Linked DNA regions of Homo sapiens: region 2 is linked to region 1. Evidence: chromatin contacts called from ENCODE Hi-C data. All regions are on one chromosome and are shown on one strand. Each heading gives the region's core, a stretch centred on a gene start or an enhancer-like site at or near the end of the contact. The rest is flanking DNA. Distances are from core to core; before and after follow the strand shown.

What was found. A loop is a pair of places that touch in the nucleus more often than their neighbours do.
Region 2: a loop to region 1 is called in a map with no recorded cell type, with 4 times the contacts of the local background. The contact joins the promoter of NACAD here to the promoter of MYL7 in region 1. A Hi-C loop is called at or near these places in 1 of 37 single-sample maps with no recorded cell type.

The regions. Positions count from the first base shown.
Region 1 is chr7:44,139,861-44,143,232 of GRCh38, reverse strand. It overlaps MYL7 (myosin light chain 7), which reads left to right and starts at 1,901. Exons shown (of 7, transcript NM_021223.3): 1 at 1,901-1,930; 2 at 2,159-2,272; 3 at 2,446-2,521; 4 at 2,806-2,910. The coding sequence starts at 1,928. It also overlaps a transcript of GCK not described here. RefSeq lists an enhancer at 2,247-3,089.
Region 2 is chr7:45,087,340-45,090,711 of GRCh38, reverse strand. NACAD (NAC alpha domain containing) reads left to right here and starts at 1,743. Exons shown (of 8, transcript NM_001146334.2): 1 at 1,743-1,884. The coding sequence starts at 1,818.

The DNA of each region.
Region 1 (3,372 bases), core at 652-3,151:
TGGGGCAACATAGCAAGACCCCATCTCTTAAAAAAAAAAGGGTGGGGCGGGGGGGCACTGCTGGGCGCGGTGGCTCATGCCTGTAATCCCAGCACTTTGGGAAGCCAAAGCAGGTGGATCAAAAGGTCAGGAGTTCGAGATCAGCCTGGCCAACATGGTGAAACCCCAACTCTACTAAAAATACAAAAATTAGCCGGGCATGATGGCGGGTGCTTATAATCCCAGCTACTCAGGAGGCTGAGGCAGAAGAATTGCTTGAACCCAGGAGGCGGAGGTTGCAGTGAGCAGAGATTGCACCACTGCACTCCAGCCTGGGCAACAGAGCGAAACTCTGTCTCAAAAATGAATTAATTAATTAAAAAAAGAAAAAAAAAACACTGGGCAGGGTGGTGTGCACCTGTAGTCCCAACTACTCCAGAGGCTGAGGCAGGAAGGAGCACTTGAGCCCAGGAGGTTGTCTGCAGTGAGCTCTACTCATGCCACTGCACTCCAGCCTGGGTGACAGAGCTCAGTGGCTTACACCTGTAATCCTAGCACTTTGGGAGGCTGAAGCAGGCAGATCACCTAAGATCAGGAGTTCGAGACCGGCTGGCCAACATGATAAAACCCCGTCTTTACTAAAAATAAAATAAAATAAAAAATATATATAAAAATTAGCTGGGTGTGGTGGCACATGCCTATAATCCCAGCTGCTTGGGAGGCTGAGGAACAAGAATGGCTTGAACCCGGGAGGCAGAGGTGGCAGTGAGCTGAGATCGCGCCACTGCACTCCAGCCTGTGCGAGAGTGAGACTCTGTCTCAAAAAAAAAAAAGGGAATTTAAGAAATTTAAAAGAAAACTCTTGTTATATAAAAAGGGTATTGGGTCTGACAGATAAGAGCTCCTGCACTCTACCAGCCAGCTACTGACAGACATAGGTCTGGCTCCAGTGGAGGGGCAGCAGCCAGTGAGCCCAGCCTGGGGTGGCCCACTCCTGCTGCCTCCAGGATGTCCCCTGTTTCCCCAGCCCCTCTGCTGTGCCCTCGGCCCCAGAAGCTGGCGAGACTGCTTCTCTGGAACAGCATCACGCAGGCCTGCCCATCGGCCCACTGTGCACCAGGCCTTCTGGGGATACAGATGTCAACCAGGTGGGGTGCTCAGGAGGGGCACAGAAGCCAGGAATGACAAACACATCAGCCACCAGGCAAATGGGAAATGTGCCCCAGAAGCTCCCTGCTGAGGATGTTAGGGAGAGCATTCTGAAGTAGTGTGGTTGAGATGAGGCTTGAGGAAGGCAAGGCTCCAAACAGCAGGGCAGACTGGGAGCAAGGTAGACTGCATGGGAGGGCAGCTGATGGAGCTCCTTAACCCTCTGGAATTGCCCCAAAGCCAAGCAAAGTGTTCTTCTTGGGGTCACAGCTAGCTCAGGGATGCCTTCTGCCCCTTGGTCAGAGGGGCAAAAGGTCAGAGCCTAGGGTCACCAAAACCTCTGGGAAGCCCCGGGGGTCTCAGGCCACAGACCATCCTCAGAACTACACACTGCCCTCCCATGCCTGGCGGGGGCCCTGGACTGGCCCTCACCAGCTGTCTTCTTGCACTGGCCAGGGTTCTGGCTGGACTGGCAAGGAGGGGTGGTCAGATACAGGAGTAACTGGATCCCTTCATCAGGACCTAGGGTGGTGAGAGCTTTGAGCCTGCTCTGCTCCAGGCAGACATTGTGTCTGGCCCTGCCAGGATGGATAGACAGCAGGATGTTACACGTTGAGGACATGAAGGTCATCAGGAATGTGGCTGGAATCTGTTAGGCCTCCCCCAGCCCAGGCGGGGGCTGCCAAGTTTGGGCCTATCCTCTGTTCCTCTCCTTATTTGGACCTTCAGGTGATAAGGCTGAGACATAAAGGAGGCTGGGCCCTGCCACCACGACAGCAGCCACACCTCTGCAGAGAGAATGGTGAGTGCCTGCTGGGGAAGAAAGGCTAGCGGTCTCCCAGGTGCTGGCCTTTGGGCTGGGGGAGCAGAGTTTTCTGTGCTTGTGTTGGGTTGAGGGTGGTCCCCAGGGAGAGGAAGAGGATCCTGGCCCTGGCTCTCCTGGGAATGCTCTGGGACTGTGCATGATGGGTGGGGTGGGGAGACTCTGAGGAGTTGGGGAGAGGACCCCTCCCTACTCACAGTGTTGCAGGCCAGCAGGAAGGCGGGGACCCGGGGCAAGGTGGCAGCCACCAAGCAGGCCCAACGTGGTTCTTCCAACGTCTTTTCCATGTTTGAACAAGCCCAGATACAGGAGTTCAAAGAAGTGAGTGCCCACTCCCAGTAGCCTCAGATCCCATCCTGGCCCCCCCACCCCACCCCACATACATACCCCCCTTCTACCCTGACCTTGCCTCTCACACCACCCAGGTCTCTCCCCCACCTCCCACCTTCCCTAGAGCTGGGGGCTGCTCCCACCTGAAGGCCCCCATCCCACAGGCCTTCAGCTGTATCGACCAGAATCGTGATGGCATCATCTGCAAGGCAGACCTGAGGGAGACCTACTCCCAGCTGGGTGCGTGCACCCACCTCCCACCCTGCGCACTGGGGTCCCTACTCTGAGCTGCTGGGCGGGTGGGAGTGGCTGGGGGGACAGGACTCTGCTCCCCTGCTTCCCCTCCTCCCCGTCTCCTCACACTGCCCTTCCCCCCTTGTCACGCCTTGCTTCCACTTCACCTTCCCGACCCACAGCTGCCTCTGCCCCTCCAGCCCCTGTGGCCAGGATGGAGGGAGGGCGGCCTGGGCCTTCTGGGGGACACCCAGGGTCCCTGTGTGCACCTCATGCCCCACCCCCACCAGGGAAGGTGAGTGTCCCAGAGGAGGAGCTGGACGCCATGCTGCAAGAGGGCAAGGGCCCCATCAACTTCACCGTCTTCCTCACGCTCTTTGGGGAGAAGCTCAATGGTGAGCCTGGGACAGAGCTGGGCACCCTTGGCCAGGCAGGGAGCCTGCACCCTGCCTGAACCCCACCTGAACCCTGCCTGAACCCCACCTGAACCTTACATGAACCCCACCTGAACCCTAACTGAACCCCACCTGGACCCACCTGGACTCTTCCTGGCCATGACCCATTCCAAGCACATCCTCTGCCCCAGAATCCCATGTGCACTGGTCACCCCAGTGCTGACTTGGAGCCAGGAAATGTGCCTTCAGCCCCCACCCCCAAATTCCAGTCTCCCAGCCAAGCTGCCCGCCTCAGGAGGATGACCATTCCCAGCCCCACTGATCCCCGAGAAACATTTTATGTTAGGGAATACCCCCACCTCTTCTGGGATGTGGGAGGCTCCTCATGCAGCCCAGTTCCTCCTGCGGGGGACCTGGGATGCTGGAGACATGGATGCTCACCTGGCTGCCTCGGCCTTCCAG
Region 2 (3,372 bases), core at 494-2,993, 950 kb before region 1:
AGCCTGTTGGTGTTCTGGAGTATTGTTGATTGATTTTCAACTGTCAAACCAGCCTTGCATACGTGGAATAAATTCCACTTGGTCATGGTGTATTTTTTTTATACATCATTATATTTGATTTGCCAATATTGAGAATTTTTGTGCCTGAATTCATGAGAGATGCTGGTCTGCAGTTTTCGTTTTGGGGGTCTTGGGGTGTATTGACACTTTGTTAGTTTTTTTTTTTTTTTTTTTTTTTTTGAGACGGAGTCTCGCTCTGTCGCCCAGGCTGGAGTGCAGTGGTGCGATCTCGGCTCACTGCAACCTCCGCTTCCCGGGTTAACGCCATTCTCCTGCCTCAGCCTCCTGAGTAGCTGGGACTACAGGAGCCCGCTACCACTCCCGGCTCATTTTCTGTATTTTTAGTAGAGACGGGGTTTCACCACGTTAGCCAGAATGGCCTCGATCTCCTGACCTCGTGATCCGCCAGCCTCGGCCTCCCAAAGTGCTGGGATTACAGGCGTGAGCCTCCGCGCCTGGCGACACATTGTTAGTTTTGACATCAGGATATTTCTTGCCTTATAAAATGAGTTAGGAAGTGTCCCCTTCTCTTTTGTTTTCTGGAAGAGATTGTTTGAAGTTGATGTTAATTCTAATGGTGTGGTGTGTCTGACTCCTGGGGTACAGCGGGGAGAGATGCCCAGCAGGCAGCCAGGTGTGTAGCACTGAGCCTTGAGGCAGGTCTGGGGGAGTCAGAGGGCAGCCCCTGGCTTCATGAGCTCAAAGTTAGAACCCACAGAAGACTGAGGATGTTGAAACCTCCCTCCCTGCCTGTGACAATGGCTACTCTGATTCCCCCCACCCCAGTCAGGGGTGATGACAATGTCTCATTCATCTGTCTCCCTGGTGCCTGGCACGGGGGAGGAGGGGTGCTCAGTGAATCTGGGTGGCGCAGTAGCCTGTGTGAAAGCAAGAGGCATTTCAGGAAATTCACGGGGCGGGCTTCCTCCTGGGAGGTGTGGCAGAGGGTGCTGCCAGGAATAGAGGGAAACACTTTCTTCCTTTTCCTTCTACTGCCTAGTGTGGGGGTGGAGGGGAGATGATAGGACAGATCACCGAGTTGCCTAGAGACCTGGAGACCGACCCATCCGGGTCGCCTTCCCTGGTGCGCTCTCGTCGGCTCCATCCCTGGTTGCCATGGAGACAGGAGGCGGTTGCCACGGAGACCGACGACTGCCAGGACCAGCCAATCACTCCAGAGCTGCAGCTCCAGCTCACCTTTTGCATGGAGGCATCGGGCTGGGCGGGGCCCCCTCCCTCCCCAGGCCCTGCACCCTCTGCTTGGTCAGCGGGGAAGGAGGCTGCGCCGCCAACTCCACCCAAAGCGCTCCGAGCATCCCAGAATCCCAACCACCTCCCCAGCCTCCCACAACCAGGGTTCTAGGGGCGTCCCCGCCTCTTCCTGGCCACGGGCGAATGCCACCCTGAGGCAACCCAGCTTCCAATTGGCCCTGAAACCCTCCCTCGTAAATGCTGTGGAAAGGGTGGGACCGGGCGCAGGCGCCCACCCCCGCTCCCCCACGAAACCGCCCACAGCGAGAGGGAGGCCACAGCCGGGTGGGGTGGGGGCGGGGAGGGAGCCCCCCCTACGCCCTCCGCAGTGCCTGGCGAGCCCGCGCACGCTCACTCGCTGGGACAGGCGGGCGGGGCGGCCTGACGTCACCCACTGCCCCCACCGCCCGGCCGAGGGGCGGTGGCCGCGCAGGCTCGGCGGGGCGGCGGCACGGACTGACGGAGGGTCGGAAGGACTGAGGGACGGGCGGGCGCACGGCCAGGCCATGCCTGGGGAGGCTGCCCGCGCCGAGCTGCTGCTGCCCGAGGCGGACCGACCCGGGCCCCGCACAGGTGAGGCCGTGGCCACTCTTTCCCTGCCTTCAGCCTCTCCCCTCTCCAGCCCGGGTTCTCTTTCCATCGCTCACCTTTCACCCCTCTCCCCCATCCCCCTGGCCCCCCTCGAGTCCCCTCCCCTTTCCGCGCCCTGTCCTTCCCTCCATCTGAACCCTGCTACCGCCTCTCTCAGAACTGCGGGGAAGGTGGGGCGCACGAAGTGCCCGCCGCGAGCCAGAAAGAACGTGGGGGCTTAAGCCCTTGGCTTCCGACCCAGGGATCGTGGGGCTCGCATCCCGCCCGCTGCATCCCGTTGTTTGCACCGAGCTGCCAGCCTGCTGGGGCTGGGCCGCTCTGGACAGAGGCAGCGGGTTCTGGAGGCGGGGTGTCCGGCTGATACCCCCAGTACGATCAGGTGACCACCGGGAGGGTCCTCAGTTGCACCCGGTCTGTCCTGGGCCGGCGACTGGTCATGGCTCTGGAGGGAGGAGCAGGACTGGCCAGAGCCTAGGAAGCCCGGATGGAGGGCCAGGTGGTGGAATAAAGCCTAAGTTGGGTCTGGAAGGTGGAAGGCCTTGGGGGAGGTGGCCTGATTAGCAATGGCCCTGGGTGTGCAGACCACCTGTCCTTAGGCTGGGTCAACAAATGCTGGTGGAGGCTGATGGGGTCTACGGGGCCTAGAAAGAGCCGAGCCTGGACAGTCCTGGCGTGGAGGTCAGCCATGTGTGGGTAGGGCCAAGGGCACCTTGCTGTGGGCAAGAAGTCACCCAGAGATGGGACCACTGCTGGGGCCTGGGGCCTGGTTTGGGGTGACACAGGCTGCTGCCTCTGCTCTAGGTGGGAGGCAGGGAGTGCAGGCCCAGACTTCCCAGCCCCAGGGTCTTGTGCTGGCTCTGTTCTGGCTTGCTTGGTGACCTTGAATGAGTTATAAAAACCTTTGGCCTTTGGTTTCTGCTCCATCCCAACAGCTCAGCCGTTCCCCTGCCCTGGGGGCCACACCAGGGGCCAGAACCAAGAGCCCAGCTTCAGGGCACCCAGTGATGCCCCACCAGCCACGCCCACTCCTGATGTTGGGTGTCAGGCATGCAAGAACCCAAAGGACCCCCTTGTCTCAGGACCCCCTGGATGTCCCATCACCCCAGCAGCAAAGCCCTTGGGTGACAAGTTTTGGCTGGTGGTTCAGGGCTCAGGGCTCTGATGCTGCTGAGGGGAGCTGGAGCAGCCTGGCAACAGGGTCCCCCTTCTTTCAGCTTCAACTCTAATCCTGGCTCTGCTTTGTAGATGAGAAAGCTGAGGTGCAAGAGATGTTGTCCTGGTCACCAGTGAGTGCGGGAGAGCAGGAGCCACCAGGCAGGCATCTGCAGCCTGGAGAGCTGGCCCCTGTGTGCCGCCGCTCCCCCACCTTGGGCAAGACCTGGCCTGGGCTCTGAAGGGCCTTCATTGGATGCTTCAAACAGAGGTGCCTTTGGCCTAGGTCCAAGTGAGGGAGTGGACATAATGGAGACA